Linked DNA regions of Homo sapiens: region 1 is linked to region 2. The links are chromatin loops, found by intact Hi-C in ENCODE. Cell type or tissue: mammary epithelial cell. All regions are shown on one strand. Each heading gives the region's core, and the rest is flanking DNA. Links, peaks and the distances in the headings are about the cores only.

Region 1 (9,301 bases), core at 602-8,601, 1.3 Mb after region 2:
TGAAATGGTCTTCCCATCGTGCCTATTAGGCACTCATTTTTCTTGACCTCTGATCATTCTTTCCCTATTAGATTTATTCATTGCTTCTTTCATGCTACCATTTTACACTGTGCATCTAGTATTGTAATTATCGCAATGCATTATGAATTTATGTGTCTCTCTACTTGTCTATGACCTCTTGGAGAAGAGATGTGTAGTTCATGATTGCATCCTTAGCACCTAATATACATCTTGGCCAGATTATCAGCATATGATTTTTGAATGAAGGTAAAAAAAGAAGGGAGGAAGGAAGAAGAGCATTCATGTATGAAGCCTGCCATCAAGTGAAAAAAGTCTTCAGCATCTGAATGCCCTTTATAGGCTGTTGTCTATGATTATGGAATAACAACAGAGTGGTAGCAGCAGTATCAGCGTTGACATTGTGCTTACTGAACATTTTATCAGCACAATGCTAAATGTTTTATACATGAGATTTTTTTCATTTAGGTTTTATAACACAATGAAGAATATTCTATTTTTTAAAATCATCCTCGGATGACAGAAAAAGCCCTGAGGCTTAATGATTCACTTCAAAGTAAGTGAGCTGCAGAGCCAGGATTCAAACTCACGTCTGACTCTGGAACTCTTAACCAAGATGCTCTTTCAGTGATCTGTAAGTATGTTATCCTCTATTTGTTTGAGACACATGTTGTTCATACCAAAGAGTGGCCGGTGGGGACGGCGGGGTGGGTATCTAAGCCTGAACCCCTTAGCTGGTGGTCTCTCTGTAATCTTGACTGTCTCTATCAAAATCGCCATTAGAGAGAACTGGGATTTCTGAAAGATTAGGTACTATTATGTGGTTTTACATGGCAGCAATTTCTTCTGGCTGTCAACATGAAATTCCCTGTTCAGTATTATAGTACACTAGGGTCAGCTAAGCAAATAACCCCATGAAACATATATGTATATATGCTTATCTACCATCCAGGTAACTAATAGTGTGGGTGCAGGGAATTGTAAGATGGAACAAAATGAACAGCATGCTGGACTAGCCAACCACAACTCACTGTTAAAGCTTTCCTTGAGAATGAGCCCAACAGCTCTGAAAGACTTCCAGAAAAATACACCAGAAAGAATTCAACCTCCTTAGAGAAGATAACATCACCTCTATAGAAGGACTTCTCCAATATTCTCAGGCTTTAAATGGACCCATCACTTCTACTAGAACCTAACCCCATTCCGAGACAGAGCTTAATGTTCTGGCTACTCCACAATGAGGACAGTCCTTCTCACAGTCTCCAGGGACTTCATTCATCAGTTCTGAGTTGCTGCTCATTATCACATGCAGGTACTGTGCAAGAGCTGTTTAGAGCTAATGCAAACACTGTCTGTACCCCAAGGAGCTGGAAGTCTGGAATACGCTTTTGTCTTTCCAAAGGTGGGGAAAGTGTCATTTAAAAATTGTCAGAAGTGCTCACTCATTGGACATGGAAACACCTATGAAGCTCACTTTGCGTTGAGGAATCCCCCATAACATAATGGGTACTTATATTAACCCAAGACAATTTCATGGTTCTTGCGAAAACCTGCAAGATCATCACTGACCTGAATGCAGATCCTTCTGCATTCTGCAGACTGAGATAGTGACTCATCTGTTTACTGAGCTAAATTGGGCCTGTTTATAAGAAATGTACACTTACAGAGTTAAAGGACTGTGTAAGTTTCTTACAGGTATGGATTTCAGTTAGTTTGTCCATGATCATTTGTATTTATTTTTGGGAAATAAGAGGTTTAAAAAGATAACCAGAAAACCACAAAAAATATAGTGAGCACTTTATGAGAGAGACTTTTATAATTTCATGGGAATTTAGAGGGATAAATCGCTTCTAACTGATGGAATCACTCAGACTAATTTATAGGGAGGTTGCCATACTGGCAACCTGAGGTTTTTTATCTGTATCTATCTGATGGATACTAGGTAGAGAAAATTACGTGAGTAAGGCATGGAAATATGGAAGCACGAGTGTTTAGGTAATGTCATCAGAGTTGTAGTTCAGCTTGGATATTCAGAACCGGAAAAGGAGATGAAAAAGAGAGGTTCTGCCAGGGTGTGTTTGGTCAGTATCATTTCCCATGCGTATAAACCTAGCCCATTCTGTAAGTCAGCGGTGGAAGAGAAAACAGCTAAAGTGGCTGGGTCCTCTGGCTTTTATTTAGCATCTGGCTCTTTTCTGGATCAGCATTTCACACAATTTGTTCAAGGTTTATGATTTTATAATATTCTTGCGCTATTGTCACTGTTGATGAATTTCCTCCAAACTCTAGTTATTCAATACCTCTCTGATCTTAAAAAATTCCTCTTTATCCTCACTCTGTAATTATATGTGAGTTCAGAACACCTAGTTTATGACCTAATCAATGGAAATTTGAATATGCTGGGACTGAGAGGGTCCTGACAAGAGCAGGTAAAAGCCAACAATCTTCTTATGTGGTTCTCCATCAACGTGGTGCTTTGAAAAAAAAATTCTATTCCACTCCTCTCCGCTAGCCATTTTCCATTAGCCATTTTTGCTCTGTCTAAAGCTTCAGTGGTTCCCCACCTTGAAGTGGGTATTTGTTGCTTTCAGGACACTCAACAACCTTTTCCTCTTCCTTACAATACTTCCATTTTCATTAGGAATTTAACTCTTTTCCATTGGGTATTGTGATGAAATGGTAAATCTATGGGCCTACTACAAACTAAGGAAGCAAAAGAGGTTCCTGGAAGTTCTCTCTGAGGAATTTTTTCTTTTACTACCCTGGTTTGACTAGGAGACAGATAGGTGACTAGAGTTCAGCCAATCAGTCGCTTCCTTCTAAAATCAACTCTTGAGTTCTTACTGTAAAGACAGAAAAAAAAAAAAAAGGCTAGAGATCATTGACTGCAGGAAGTGGCCTCCTGTTAGAATACCATGACTGTATTCCCTACTTCCTTCCCATTTCCAAGTGTAAGTCTTCAATTTCCCATCAGTAGCTTTTTTTGTTTGTTTTTGTTTTTGATTCCTTAAGCATACTTAAGGCCTTTGCACTTACTCTTCCTTCTAGTTGACACCCTCCCCCTAAAATCTTTGGCAATGCATAAGTTAACTAAAAAGGTTTCTCACTTTCCCAGGCAATTATTTAGAATTATTCTAAGAAGTTAAATTATTGGAAGTATGAGAGAAATTTCAAAGCTAGTAACATAGTGCCATCTAAAATATTAAATTATAACACTGTAAAACATGGAATATTATATATCCAGTTCTTTAGATGTTATTTTTCCTGATTCAAGCTCAATATTCCCTACTATCTACATAAATTATGCCTGCAGGACCTAAGTTTTATTATATTTATTTATTTATTTTACCTAATTAAGGTGTTATTCAAATAAATACTCTATGTATCTTCTAGGCTTCCCTGTCCCTATGCCTCAGCTCTGCTATTTGTTTCATGCCAAATATTTTTATCTCCTTCTTTCCCTCTCTTTTCTATATATATATATTTCTAAATTAAAGCCCGTTTTTTTTCCTGCAAACCTTTCATGGCCAGCCACTCAGAGACGTTTTCTGAGTTCCCTGTGCACTTTATTGCTACAGGACTTAATACAAGATTGGAAGTCCTATTTGCATGCATATTTTACATCCCCTGCTAGACTATAAGCATTTCACTATGGGTGCAGAGAAGGGGTCTTTGTTTTTCCATCACTGAAATGCCTAACATTAAAATTTTTTTTTGGCTACCTCTTCTATGCCAGGCATTATTCTTGGTGTTTCAATTACAAAAGGAAATCAAGCAATGCTGGCTACTCTCATAAGCCACATGTGAAATGGAGAGGTTCTGTGGGTAGAACATATCCAATATTTTTACCTTTTAAAAAAATTTAGAACTGACAATCTAGCAGTAGAAAAATACATATACACCAAACTACACAAGAGAACTATTGAGAGAAAATAAATATTAAAGACAGAGGAATTTTATATAAGAAAATTCTCTAAAAGAGAAGGGGGTTGAGGTAAGCCTCATGGAGAAAGCATGGTAGTTTGTATATAATAATATTTAGTGTATATTTGTAAAGGAAAGGGATATGCATAAATGTATTTAACAAATTGCCTTTTGTTTAGTTTTGTGTTGAAAGAGAGAACAGTGCCTCAGATGATGCAGAGTCAGAGATCATCTCTCCCCAAAGTTACATTTTGGTTTTGAAGTATACTACATGATTTATTTACTGATTATTTCTGGTACATATTTCTCTGAAATCAACTTTAATGTCTGAGGAATATATCAAATGAGGAAAATCATTCTGGGGCTAAAATATACCATGGAAGATTCCCTTAGTGGTCAATTAGGATTGACTATTCCTAGCTATAAAGAGAAAAGAAAAAGAATATAGAAAATAAGGCTCTAAGTAAGTCTCAGAGCATTGGTCCTGGAGTGAAACCATGAGGACCATCTCTTCAACTCCATTTTCACAAGACCTCTACATGCCTTGTATCTGCAGATAGGCGGTGATGAAGAAATATACATGCTTTTGAGAGCTCAGCTGTTTACAAGGAATTCAGTGGATCTGAGCAATAGTAGTTTAACTTGAAATGCCAAGTTAATTTTTTTTTTTTTCTAATCAGAGGTAGATCTATCTTTATCTTGGTAGGTCTACCATGTTTATTTTCAATTGATCAATAGTGACACCTGCTGGCTCAGGAAGAGACACTTGCCTAATGTGACTATAGGACTGAAATAACTGTGGGAAATAGTGGATATAGTTAGCTCATCAATCCTAAAAACCAAAATGGAACAACCTTAAGACCAAGCTGATTATTGTGTGGAAATTCTCAAGATGATCACAAAAATGAGTCATTATTGGGATGTAGACTTGATGGTGGTGAAATATGATCTAAGACTTGAGTAATCCTTGGAGGAGAGGCAAAGTAATCCTATTCTAGCTGCCTCTCCTAGCCTCACTTCTGGATTAGGGACAGCACTTTCCAATCTCTTTTCCTACCTTTAGTCTGATTTCGCTTCAACACATCTTACGAAAGACCTAGAGTAATTTCATAATCACATTCATGCTCCAAAGCCTGAATGAAATTTATAAGAGGACAGGGAGATAATTGGTGCACAGTCACACTGTGACACACACTCAAATCCAGTGGCAGGAGCCAAGAAGCCAAAGCAAATGGCTCATCACCAGATATGCTCTGACAGGTAGAGATGCAGGTGCTCAGGATCAGAACTGACATGCTGCACAGTATAGCGCCTCTGAGGTGGCCTGGCAGATCTGTGGAGAGGGGCTCCCTCTCAAAACCCTACCCCCATGTTCCTATCCCCCTCAGTCTTTGTTGCTATTTTGAGTGCCTTTCAGGCTGCAAAGATGCCCTTGATTCCTCCAACTTTGCCTCCTTGATCTGTTTTTCCTGAGGAGAAGTGGATGCTCTGAAAGTACTTGTCCCAGTCCCCCTATTTTCCATTTCTTTTTAGTCATCTTGGAAGGCAAATGATATCAAAGTTAAGCTAAGAAGCCAATAATTCACATGTAAATTTGCATTTTAAATGGGAGCACCTTAGCAAAGTATGTACTTAACCCAAAGCATGCACATCTAATGTTCATTGTGCCAAGGAACAAGAAGGAGACATTCGGAGCAGGAGCAGGACCTTCTGGATGCACTGAAAATAAGTACATATAAATAAGAACAATAATCATAAGTCATTCTTAATACTTACTGGGCACTCACATGTAGGAGACATAGTGCTATTCGTTTGATTCCTCTTGCTGTGTAGAAGCATCACAACAATTCTAATAGGTAGAAATTATTATGCCTAGTTTATAGATGACAATACAAATGTTCAGAAAATATAAGTAACTTGTCCAAGGTTATACAGCAAATATTGATGAGTCTGAGACGTCAACCAGGGTCTTTCTGACTTAGACTCTATATACTTAATTATGCTCTACTACACTTTTTTTTCAAAGGCTGGCCTGGATCATCAATGACATCTAACTGTTTAGACTAAGAGAACAAAGATATGGTCTCCATAAGTAACAGTCCAAAGGAAACATTTTACAAAACAGGTAAGCTGCAAAGCACTGCATACATGCCAGTTATTATTACAAGAGGAAGAATGTGGCATCAAGTTTGAGCTTCTCTTTATAATTCTATAAGACAAATGAATGAGAGAGAGAGGTTTGGCATGACAGGGAGGTGAGAAAAGGTTATATCAACAAACATAACGACTTCCTTTTGTGGAAGCATGTTCACATGAACACAAAGTATCCAGGTTGGGTTTAGCTCACTGAAACACAGTGACCCTGTTGCTCCACCTGTAATGAATCAACACAACTTATTGGGTATTTGGAGTAACCAGCATTTTATTAGGTCCTGCATGTATATGACATCACAGTTCTTTTGTAAAACATCAACAAAAAGTTGAGTAGGTTATACATTTCCCTGCTTCAAATATAATTTTAAAATAATATGAAAAGGTATACACTAAGAACCTCACTCCTGTATTATTTCATTTCTCCCTGTTCCCCCTCAGCTCTCCAGATAGACATTTCAACTTCTTGTTTATTTTTCTAATGCTTCTTAATGCAAGTATAAGCAAATATAAATATACATTCTTATTTTCCCACTTGTCTAGCACAAAAGGTAGCATATACAATGATAAAATTTCCTCATATTAACTTTTTATATGTAAACTTAGCCTAGAGATCTCTCCCTATCTAACTAATCATTGATCTACTGCATAGTATTCCAAATTCCTTTTATTATAATTGTATCTGGGCAGCATGCTAAAAATAACAGCATACTAGTATATATTTCTGAGTGTTATGAGTGATTATATAAACATGAGAAAATTTCAGAGAGTGAAGAGAGATTGGATGTGATGGGCATCGATAAAACCTCTTGGGGATTGATAAGGCAAGGGAAATCATTCCTCGAAGAAAGAGGTAGCTAAATTATCACACCGCTTCCTTAATCTGCAGGCAGGTGAGTTTCTTGCTAGCATCAGTGCAGCTTCTTTTTATATTGTCTCAGTTAGCTTCCTCCAATTTCCGTTTAGATTCAAGCCAAGAAACAAACACTGTGTTAATTGGTGCATTTTCCTGTAGAAACTAATTATAGCCCCATGCTGTCAAAACAAGACAAATTGTTAATGATACTTCATCTGACAAAATAGAAATAAAGCTATTTTGCCATAAAGGAGGATGTTGGGATTATGTCACAAGAGCTATTTTAATCACAATTATAAAAGTGAAGAGAATTGCTGGAGAGGACCCATCCTGGGTGCCTCATGCCCAACTGGCTCTCTGGGTTGAGGGGAGAGGGGAGAATGGGAGAAACGGAGCATCTGGGCTTCAATGTTCCAGATGAGAGCACTGAAAATGACAGTTCCTATGGCATGTGGTCCGCTCAGGACTCTTCTCTGGCTGTTTCTGTAGATGTACATATAGCCTTCGTGTAAGCTATTTGAAAACATTAATTCATTCATTTGTTTAACAAATGTTCACTGAATGTTTATTACATGGCAGGCACTGTTCTCAGTGCTGGGATCACAGCAAGTGACAAAACAGAAAAAAACTAAAGCAAAGCAAAACAAAACAAAAACAACAAAAACCCTGCCCTTATGGAGCTTACATTCTATTAACAAAATAGGCAATCGATAAATAAGGAAGACATACAGGTCAGATGACAACAAAGTTCATAGAGAAACAGAAGTGGAAATGTTGAATAAGGAGCGTGGGGATACTAAATAGGGTGGTTAGAATGGAACTCACCAAGAGGGTGGTGTTGGGCAAAGACCTGATGGAGTTAAGGGAAACCCTTTAAGTCCCTGGGAAAGGAGAAAATTTAGCAGAGCCGAAGCTGACATTCATCCAGGAAGGTTCATAAGGCCAAGTGAGTTGCTAAAATATTGAGGTATGTCAGCACTATTTGGTACAGCCCATTCCCCAGGCAGCAGACAACTAAAGGACGGACTCCTTAAACAGCAAAAGGCCCCCAGAACTCATTCTGATTGACCTGTGCCTGAGTGGTAACTGGTGGTTAAATAGCCTTTGGACCAAAGAACAGCAAGTGCAAAGAACCTGAGGCAGAGCACCTGGGTGTTTGAGACCTGGAGGCAAAAAGATGGGCGGCTGGAGCAAGTGAATGATGGGGGTAGCAGGTGGGGAGACAGATGAGAGTTTGGGAGTGGCAGAGTCTACAGAACCTATTGGAACCACAATGGATAAGAAGCCATTGGAGGGCTCCAAACTGAGGAGGGACATGATCTTATTTACATTTACACTTTTAAAAGATCCCCGGATGTTATGTTGAGAACACACTTAGGAAACGCAGGTGGAGAAAGAGGGTCGGTCTAGTTAAAGAGGCTACCGCCATTATCCAGGCACAATGTGATGGTGGCCGAATTAGTTTCCAAGGGCCGCTGTAACAAATTACCACAAACTCGGTAGCTTAAACAACAAACATTTATGCTTTCACAGTTTAGAGGATAGATTCAAAATCAAGGTGTCAGCAGCACTGTGCTGCCTCTGATGGCTCTAGAAAAGAACCCTTCCTTGCCTTTCCCAGCTTACCTCGTGGCAGCATCACTCTCATTTCTGCTTTTGCCTTCACATTGCTGTCCTCCTTGTGTCTGTGTCTCTATATCCAAATCTCCCTCTCCTTTCTCTTATAAAGATGCCAGTCATGGATTTAGGGACCACCCTAATCCAGTATGACCTCATCTTAACTTGATGACCTATGCAAAACTGTACCTCCAAGTAAGTCACACTTGCAGGTACCAGAGATTAGAACCTGAGTATGTCTTTTGTGGGGACACAATTCGACCTATTCTAGTGACTTAGACAAGGGTAGCAGCAGTGGTTATGGAAAGATGTGTTCTATTTCTCAACTCATTTCAAAGATAGAGCAGTAAGATTATCTGAAAGGTTAGATGTGGGTTACGAGAGAAAAATAGACGTTAAGGTTGGCTTTCAGGTTTTTGTTCTGTGTGCCTGGAAGGATGAAATAGCTATCAACTAAAATGGGGAAGAGTTGTGGGATTTGTGGGGTGGTGGTGGTGGTGAGCAGGTTTAGGGCAGAGATCAGGGGCTCAGTCCTGAATAAATTAAGTTGTGATGTCCATTAGATACCAAAGTAGAGGATGAACAAGCAGTTAGATTCTGCTTTGTAATTTTTATATATCTCTTATAACCTGTCTAAGATGGGGCATGACAGATATCTTGATAAGTGGTGGACAGATGAACAAATGAATGAATGGATGGATGAATGACTACAAGTAGAGAAAAACACAGTTAAAA
Region 2 (9,301 bases), core at 752-8,751:
TTATTATATCTGCATTGCCATTTACATGGGATAAAGGTTGTTTACCCTTGAAGGTATTGCATGTGTGTCTTTTCTTTTCCCTTTGTGCATCTCCCTCATAGAAAAGAGTAACCGCCCCCATGATTCAATTGCCTACCACTGGGTCCCTCCCACAACACGTGGGGATTATAGGAACTACAATTCAAGATGAGATTTGGGTGGGGACACAGCCAAACCATATCAACAGCCCAGCAGCTACTTCAGTCCTCCTTAATTTATCTCTTGAATTCTCCCAAACCCAGCTCATCCCTGGCTTGTTTCTCTTATTCTTTCTCTCGCCTTCTGATCCATTCTGCTTTCGTTAGTATGTAACTCCCTGCCTTCTCTTAGGTAGACCCATCAACCCATCCTACCCATGGTACTGCACAATTCAGAATCCTTTCCCAAATTTTCCCTTATTATGCACAAGAAATACTCCAGGGCCAGGTGCAATGGCTCACGCCTGTAATCCCAGAACTTTGGAAGGCTGAGGCAGGAGGATCGCTTGAGCCCAAGAGTTCAAGGCTGTAGTTAGTGATGTTGGTGCCACTGCACTCCAGCCTAGGCAACACAACAAGACACTATCTCAATTAAAAGAAAAAAAAAGAAAAAAGAAAAAGAAATACTCCAGAACTTGGCTAGTGAAGACTAATTCCTCCTTCACAGGAAGGAAGTGGGGGCAGGGGAAAATGATGCTGTAAATACTCTAAAATATGTATTTTTTCCTGTCCCATCAGCTATGCCATCTGGGATGGGGTGACGCCTGGATGAGATGTCATTTTAAAGGACATTTCTGGGACATGCTGGCATCAAGGCAAGTTTTCAGGTGGCTGCCATTTCCTTGTCATTTACCTTCTATGGACAGGACAGAGTCTCCACCCAAACCACCACCCTCCCACAAAAGCGGGAAGGAGAAGCCAGAAGGGAGAGAAATCAGACTTTTCCTGATTTGTCTAATAATAGAAAGTTGGCAGAGCACGTCACAGAATAGAAAGTATTTGATAAAAACAGCATCTGTTCAGCTTGGGACTCGAGCCGGAGCTGCATGGAAATTTAATTTATTCCTTCCTCGAGTATTCCCATTAGAGTATCACAATTCTGTCTTTCTCATTAATGAGAGAAGTTGAAAACGTTGCTTCCTGTGACCAAAATGGCTTTCTTTCCCACGGGCTGATGGCAGAGGAGGCGACAGCGCAGCTGAGCGAGCGGCCAGCAGGGGGCGCGGCCCTGCCGTCCTCACACCCACCCCGGACACGGAGACGCGGGGCGAGCGGGGCGCCCCTTACACAGCCTGCGAGGGGAGACCCAGGAGGTTTTCCAAACAAGAGGCTTTGCTGACTCTAGGGGCCTAAGAATAACCACTGTGTAGTATCCTGACTGCCGGCGGCCTCAGTAAAAGTGGTAGACAGAGGCTTCCCTGTCGCTCAAGGAGCTCCCAGGGCTTTCTAGGCTTCCCGTTCTCCTCCTGTTTCCCAGGACCCACCAGAGTGCCCCCTGCAGGTCAGGACGGGAACCGACACCTGGCCTTTGTCAAAACGCATTCCAGCGCCCAGTGAATTACTGTCCTCACGCCTGTCACCTCTCCATCTCCGGCTCCTCGCTGCTCTGGCTCCTTAAAGTCCTGCTCTGGGCAAAGTGGCCTTAACAGGAAATCAAAGCTGAGTCAAACTAATAATAGTTTGGCTATTGATCAGGCAGCCCCTTTAAATCACCCGGTGTTTTGTTTAATTGCAGAAAAATACACATAACATAAAATTTTCCATTTTAAATGTACAGTTAGTTTAGTGGTGTTAAGTGCATTCACATTCTTGTGCAACCATCCCCACCATCCATTTCCGGGGCTCTTTTCATCCTCCCAGGCTTAAACTCCACACTCATTAGACAAAAACTCCCCATTCCTCTTCCCCCAGACCTGGAAGCCACCATTCTGCTTTCTGCCTCTGAATTTGACTACTCTATGTACCTCTTATAAATGGGATCATATTGTATTTGTCCTTCTGTGGCTGGCTTGGTTCACTTAGCATAGTGTCCTCAAGGTTTACCCATGTTGTAGTGTGTGTCAGAATTGCCTTCCTTTTAGGGGTGAATAATATTCCACTGTATGTATATACCACATTTTATTTGTCCATTCATCTGTCAATGGCCACCAGGATTGCTTTCACCTTTTTGGCCATTGTGAATAATGTTGCAATGAGCATGGGTGTCCTTTTCGAGATTGTTTTGACCTGTTGGTATTTTAACAGGACTCTTTAGGAAGGTAATCCCAATGGAATAGTTCAAGGTCCGAAGAAAGCTGATGGGAACTATTTTAGGAAGAAACAGATTTAATGTCCCTTGCACCAAACCATATCACCTACATAGGGGGCTGCCCTAGGATATATGTTCTGATATCATGCATTTTGTATTTCCTCACTGAAAAGGATAAGAAGTTGTGCCCAGTGGAGGGAAAATGTTTCTGACTCAAACAACTTCCAAGCCACTTGGCTCTCGGAATCTTTGATAGCCGTAGATTGTTAGGCAGTGACAGTGGGAAGCCAGAGAGTGATGCAGACACGAGCAGGCTTTGGTGTCAGACCCGGCGAACATTTCTCCTGACATGAGCTTCAAATATCTTCATGAGCGGATTCTTTGGGGGTCCTTGCTGATTCAGCTTCTATCCGCCCCTCTATGCTTTCCTGTGCCTTCAGCTCTTAGTTTTTCCCCCATCAGCATTGCAATATGCTCAAGAAGTTAACAAAACAAATTAACACAGAGAAAGCACAACCCTCCCTTAAGCCCTGCCTCCCTTCAGTTCCCATCCTTCCTGTCTCTCTCCTGCTGTGGCCTGTAGCCTGTCTTCTTGAAGGAATCATTTTCACTTGCCACTTCCATATCCCCACTCCCATTCACTCTTGAACCCGGTGCTCTCCTGGCACTGGATTCTGAGGGTTTCTGATGTGACATCTTGGTTCAAGCTTCTGATGGGAAGTCAGCCCCCTGTTCAAGTCAAAAGCCCTGCATCCTGAGAAGTCCTGGCACCTTGCTTCAGAGACAGTTCCTAGAATACCAGAAGATATATATATATATGTGTATATATATGTGTATATATATACACACACACACATATATATGTATACATATATGTGTATACATATATGTGTATACATATATACACATATATATGTGTGTGTGTGTATATATATATATACACATAAATATATACATATATATATACACACACACACACATATATATACTTCCTCATCAAAAGAAGGCCTAACAAGAACTTTTGTAAATCATCTTTCCTGGCAATGGAGTATAGAGGTTAGGGGACCAACTGTATCATCATCCACAGCTTGATATGACCCCCAGCTCTGCCAGTTGCTAGCTGGGTGACTTTGGGCAAGTTACTTAAGTTCTCTGCACCTTCTTACCCTGCCTCTAACATGACGATCGCCCCAGCACCTACCTCATAGGCCTATTAGGATAAATAAATAATGCATGTCAAGAGCTGAGCACAGGGCATGGCTCACAGGAAGCATTTCATAAGGGTTAACTCGTGACTACTTTTTATTGGCATAATACTTAAAGGTTGACCTTAGTAATTAAGTCTATCTTGATTTTCATACCTGTAAAATTTGAGTGAACAAATGTGGTAAGACTAAAGGGTTTACTGCAAATTTTCTAGAGAATAATTGGTTCCCTAAGTGATCAGAAACATTTGCTAAGGATAACATGAGGAACGACAGGGAGAAACATCACATAGGGCTAATGAAAAGGCAGAATCTCTGAATGGAGATGAATACTCCTAGATATTGTGAGATAAACCAAAAAGCGGGAGAGTGTGATTGAACTTGTGCATCAGTGATTAGCGTTGGATAGGATTAGCATGCATAAACACAGACTTTTTGGAAAACAGCCCCTTGAAAAGCTATCAGAACTAAAATATGATAATAGTCAACACAGTCTGGCCACCAGATGAGGTATTCTGCTGTTTGATAAATTTTATAAAACTGCAGACCTTATTTTAAACTATGTGGAACTATTCCAAGGACTGATTGCAGAGTACATGAATAGGTATGTGAGTCTGATAAAATAGCTGAAATAAGGACAGGATTGGAAGGACATTGAAGTAAAATTGGCACGTGTTGTTCCACATCTAAAGGCTGGAAGCCATTTGGGCAGAGGCAGAATCTGGGCTCAGAGTCTAGCCCTGCAGGACCCAGTGTGGCAGCTGCGTGTCTCTGGAGCACTGGAGAGGGGGCTACTGCAAATTAAGATCTGCTGTAAAGGTAAGATACACACTAATTACAAAAACAAGAATGTAAAATATATCAGAGATTTAAAAAATATTGATTATATACTAAAAAGCGTCAGCACAGTAACTCACACGTACTAAGCACTCAGGATATGTAGTCTATTTTTTCTGTTGTTGTTTAAACCCAAAGAGCTGAGAGTTTATTATATGTCAGTGTCCTAGGTAAGACAATACTTGAAGATACCCTCACAGTCTGCCAAATGGAAGAGGAAAACATTCCCGCTTTTTAGAGAGGTGGTTCTCAAATGGGAGAATTTTGCCTCCCAGGGCCATCTGGTGATGTCTGAGACACATTTAACTATCGAAACCTGGGGGAAGTGGCTGCTACTGGCATCAAGTAGGTGGAGGCCAGGGATACTGCTAAAATCCTACAGTGTACAGGACAAACTACCCCCACAACAAAGAATTGCCACGTCAAAATGTCAATCGGACCCAGGTTGAGACATCCTGAATTAGTGGCTCTTGATCACTTACAGATGTGACTGATTAATAATCAAGCTCAGCGAGTGTGTGGTAGAAGGAGGATTACAAATGTTATCCAAAGAGGCATCTCCTGGCCAGCAGCCTTGGCGTCACCCAGAATTTACTAGAAGAGCAAATTCTCAGGCCTACCCCAATCCTACTGAGTCAGATCTCTGGGGGTGAAGCCCCTATATCTACATTTTCACAAGCCTTCCAGGTGATTCTAATACAAGCCAAACTTCTGAGAAGCGCCGCTCCACTGCCCCTGTGTCCTAGTTACCAACTCCTGCTCATTCCGGGCTGAGCAGTAGGTGGCAGTGAATCGCAGAACGGTATTTGGACGGCTGCTAAATGCTGAGAAGGGGCTGGCTTGCACCAGATTGGTTGGTGATGGAGCTGGTGACAATTGCTCCAGTGTTCTTACACTAGCCCACAGTTCATGATGCCAGCTTTCTCATCTCAGGAAAGTTCAGGGAACAAATCCAAACATGGTTCAAAGTCATTCTAAGGTCTCTTCTTAGTCACATGGTGTTTCCAAGGCTTTGAAATTGTTTACTTCTAACTCATGTTTTCAAAGTTGTATCCTTCAACAGAGAATTCTGTGAGTATCTGGGTTTGGACTATTCTCCTAAGACACCTTCCCACCCTATAAAATCCCAAAGTCATGAGTACAAATCATTTCTGCCATCCTTGGACACCTTTTGGGCAAAGTATTTGACCCATCTCATGCTGAATGGACCCTTGGCCCCTCCTCTGCAATGGACCAGATCCGGTGAATGGTGAACATCCTGTTTCCCTGGATCTTTTGTCAGGCAGATAAAATTCAATGTTTGGCAAACTTTGTTAAGGCTGAGAGTGAGGTCACTGCAGTTCAGGTTATTTTCTATCTGGGCCACAAGAGGACACCCTCCACTCAGCCATGAGCATCTATAGTCTCCATAAAGCTCCGAAGTGGGTTGAGTGATGTGCTGGATTATGAAGAGGGGACAGTCACCTGCTAGAGAGGGAGGGGATGTCACTTTCCTTCTGTAGAGTGGTGGGATGAAGTGGCTTTGGATCAGACCTCAGCCCTGAACTCTAGAGCTGGGTTGCTCGAAGTGTGGCTCCCCGACCAACCGTATCCCCGTCAACTGGGAAGTTGTTAGAAAAGCACATTCTGGGGTCCTAGCCCAGACCTGCTGAATCCGAAGCTCTGGGGGTGGAGCCCAGCAATCTCTGGTTTAACAAGACCCCTCCCCTCCCAGGTGATTTCCATGTGAGCTCTCGCTCGAGAACTGCTATTCTCTCCTCCAGAGCATCTTCCTGGTTATTCTCTGGGACGCAAAACCATGGTGGTATCTGATCTCATCACACTTCTGCCAGGAGGTGAAATCGAAGAGGCTACATTCTTGATGCTCAGTGTCTTCTTCAGGTCATTTGCCTGAGGACACCTGGGGATACTGAGGTCAGTCATTCTGCATGAACGTGTGCAGTCCCTGGGCTCAGCCCTGGGCCGAAGGCTCTGAGGGATGTAAGGGTCACTAAATAATAATTTGTCAGCCCTCACAGAGCTTCCAGTCCTCCATGAAATGCAGGGTTGCCGCCTGAAAACAGACCAAAGGGGGCACACGACATGGTTCTGACAGCATGGGTAAATACAAGGAAGCTGGGAGCCGTGCAATGCTGCACACGTCCCCTCCCCGGCTTCATCTCCCATTCCCTCCCACCCAGCTGCTGTTGCAGGGCCCCCTGCCTTCTTTTTCACTCTCAACAGCACACCCTCAGTTTGCCCTTGTTTTCATTTCCTTTTCCCCTTACCTCCCATACCTCTTTTCCAATCTCTCCCCCTCCCGTTCTGGTTTTGTTGTAAATCACAAAATTTCAGGAACAGGCCCAGCAAGGACAGAAGCCCCAAGGGGCAGGGGAAAAGGAGAGAAACTGCATAGATAAGAACAGGCTTCTTCTCAGAGTAAAGACTAAGAAGACACAGCCGTACTGTAATAGTAGTTACCCTTGTCCGAAGGGCAGTGCAAGCCTGGAAAAGGGAGACCACCCGTGGGCTAGGGAGTGGGGAAGAAGCTCATTAGGGTGTCTGGACACGAGCTAAACCTTCACAGGGCACGGGGACTTGGGAAAGCAGAGGGGACGGAGAGGCCATGCCAGCCCCATAGCAGGGAGGAGCTGGGGTGGGAGGGGGGCCGGGGGCAGCCTGGTGGGGAGGGAGGATGGATGGGGAGTCATAGGAAGTGAGGCAAGATGGGCTCCCAGATGGAGGAGGGAGCAGTTAAAGTCTGAGTTTTATGATAGATGTACCAAAGAGGTGTGATAGGTTCTGAGCAGAGGAAAACTGTGTATATTGTTATTGTGAAGACATCTTCTCTTCCTGAGGTCACAAACTCAAATGCCTATAGCATGAAGCAGGCCAGGTAAGAAGCTGGAGGGCCTGGAGGGGTCGCGTGAGCTGGAGAGCACGTGTCCACCCTGAAGTGGGCAGTGATACACAAATCCCGACAATTATTACCGGGGGCAAGTAGAAGCTGAGTTGCGAAGTCATCCAGTTTTTCGACAGAAATTGGATGTCTGGATTTCTTTCTCATAATGTAAAATTTCTTCATTTTTAAATAGGCAGCTCATTGAAAATTTAAAAAAATCTGTACACCTTTGGGTGGTAACTTCTGACCTGCATTTTAAAAAATTGGACCTGAGGGTTTGTACCATACTCTTAATCAAAAATATTATGACCATTGTTTCTTCTTAGTTTCCTCCCTCACCCCTTTCTAGTAAATCCATTTATTATGAACAAAAAATATGATAACATCCAAACATGAACAACGTACTGTTTTCAACACTGCACACGAATTATCTCATCCTCATACAACCCTGTAAGATTATCTACTCCCACTCTATAGATGAGAGAACTGAGGTACAGAGAGGGAAAACAACTTGCTCCAAATCTCACTAGTTTTAAGTGGGGGAGCCAAGACCGAAGCCCAGGTGGTCAGACTACAGGGTCGTGAGTTCAGCCTGTGTGTTATATCCTTCCCTATATTCTTTGGTGACCATATTTCAGTTGTGTTTTTCCCTCTTCCAAGTATGAGTGACATTTGTGAGGTTGTATTTTCCTTCTTGTGTTAAAATATTAGGTTCACTGTCTTTATTGCCCGTGCCCTGGTGCCTGAGGCCTGTGAGTCAGCTGTGCTCAGTCTAGCAAGCATCCATGGAGGACCCGCCGTGCGCCATGCATCGTGCTGGTGCCAGCTGTCCCATTTCATGAAACTCCATTTTAATAAAAGATACTGACAGATAGAAACCAAAAATTTCAACCTAATATGGGATGTTATGTTGAGACAAAGGCATCTTTGGTATGCACTGCGATCATATAATGGAGTCATAAATGTGGAGGAGGGGTGGGTCAGGGAAGACTTCCTGGGAGAAACGTCCTGGGGGCTAAGTCTCAAAGAACTCTGAGGAACACCAGGTTCAAGAGGCCAGGCATTAGAAGTCAGAGGGGTGCAGGGAAGGTCAGCAGAGTGGCGATAAGGCAGGAGGAAGGAGCCTGGGATGGTAGGGTTGAGCCTACCTGAGACAGCTGATGGATAGGAGGAAGGGACCAGTCAGAGGGGCTGGGGAATCATGACCTGACATTGTGTGTGTTGATTCAGTGTCTACACGCTCAGTGTCAGGCCATGGGGAAGACCCCACAGAGAGGGTAAGGCTTGTTGTTGAAGTGGATGGATGAGAGGCTCTACCCCTCATTATTTGTGGGGCCTTAGGCAGGCTGCTTTGCCTCTGGGAAGCTGAGTTTCCTCACCTGTGAAATGAACTCAAACTTATTCAGCTTAGTGAGTACTGAATAAGAAGATGCTGGTGCCAAGTCTAGCACAATGCCTGACCCCAGCAATCATTCAGACAATGTTTGCGATTACTATCATTTCTGACACTTAGTAAATGTTTACTGAAGGAGTGAAAGGGAGCAATGGCTTAGGTGACCCCAGCGGCACCCAATGCAGTTGGGAGATCAGATCATCAGCTAAGCTTAAGCCTGGCCCATGATTTCCACTTGTCTTACGAGGACTGGGAAATAAGGGTTACATTAGTTTGAGGGAGACTTCAGCTTTAATATAAATTCCAAGTGACGCCATCCAGTCCACCGGAGAAGCAGCCTGCCTCAACAGGCAAGTCTGACCACAGAGACTGCAGCTGAATCAGCCGTAACTCGGAGCTGAGGCTGATAATTTTCTGAGGCTTGTCTGCACGCCTGTGAATCTTGCGTTCCTGTAGGTTACATCATTCTGTCCAGGTGCAGACAGTCCTGCTGATGGAACACTCCCCGGCAGCTGCAGCAACCTGGCACCTGGCATGGAGGAGTCCATCTGGTGGTGATATGCAGCCACTCAGGACTCATGCCAGCCACGCCGGCTCCTGGATGACAGGCAGATATGGCTGCGGCTGCCTTGCTTACTCCCAAATAGCACAGAGCAGGACAGTCTTCCAGCCAGGTGGGTAGTTCCAGGAGGCCACATTCACCTTGGAGATTCCTACCAT

The links. Hi-C counts contacts between places; a loop is a spot of excess contacts. Peaks named below come from ENCODE experiments on the same cell type or tissue, not always from the same donor. Only the 100,000 strongest peaks of a DNase experiment are listed, where the experiment ranks them.
Region 1: a loop joins it to region 2, with 23 times the contacts of the local background. A loop is called at or near these places in 5 of 110 quality-filtered maps.

What each region holds. Positions count from the first base shown.
Region 1 is chr5:143,963,533-143,972,833 of GRCh38, forward strand. No RefSeq gene overlaps it. Among named protein-coding and RNA genes, the nearest start is that of HMHB1, 160 kb to the left of the region's middle. RefSeq lists a silencer at 1,509-1,709. In mammary epithelial cell, for the core only: a CTCF peak has its summit at 4,696 (motif pointing left); a DNase peak (open chromatin) is centred at 4,779.
Region 2 is chr5:142,712,046-142,721,346 of GRCh38, forward strand. No RefSeq gene overlaps it. Among named protein-coding and RNA genes, the nearest start is that of LINC01844, 29 kb to the right of the region's middle. RefSeq lists a silencer at 1,157-1,356. In mammary epithelial cell, for the core only: CTCF peaks have their summits at 1,216 (motif pointing right), 1,531 (motif pointing left), 5,089 (motif pointing right) and 5,681 (motif pointing right); DNase peaks (open chromatin) are centred at 1,466, 5,146 and 5,666; H3K4me3 peaks cover 549 bases; H3K27ac peaks cover 1,669 bases.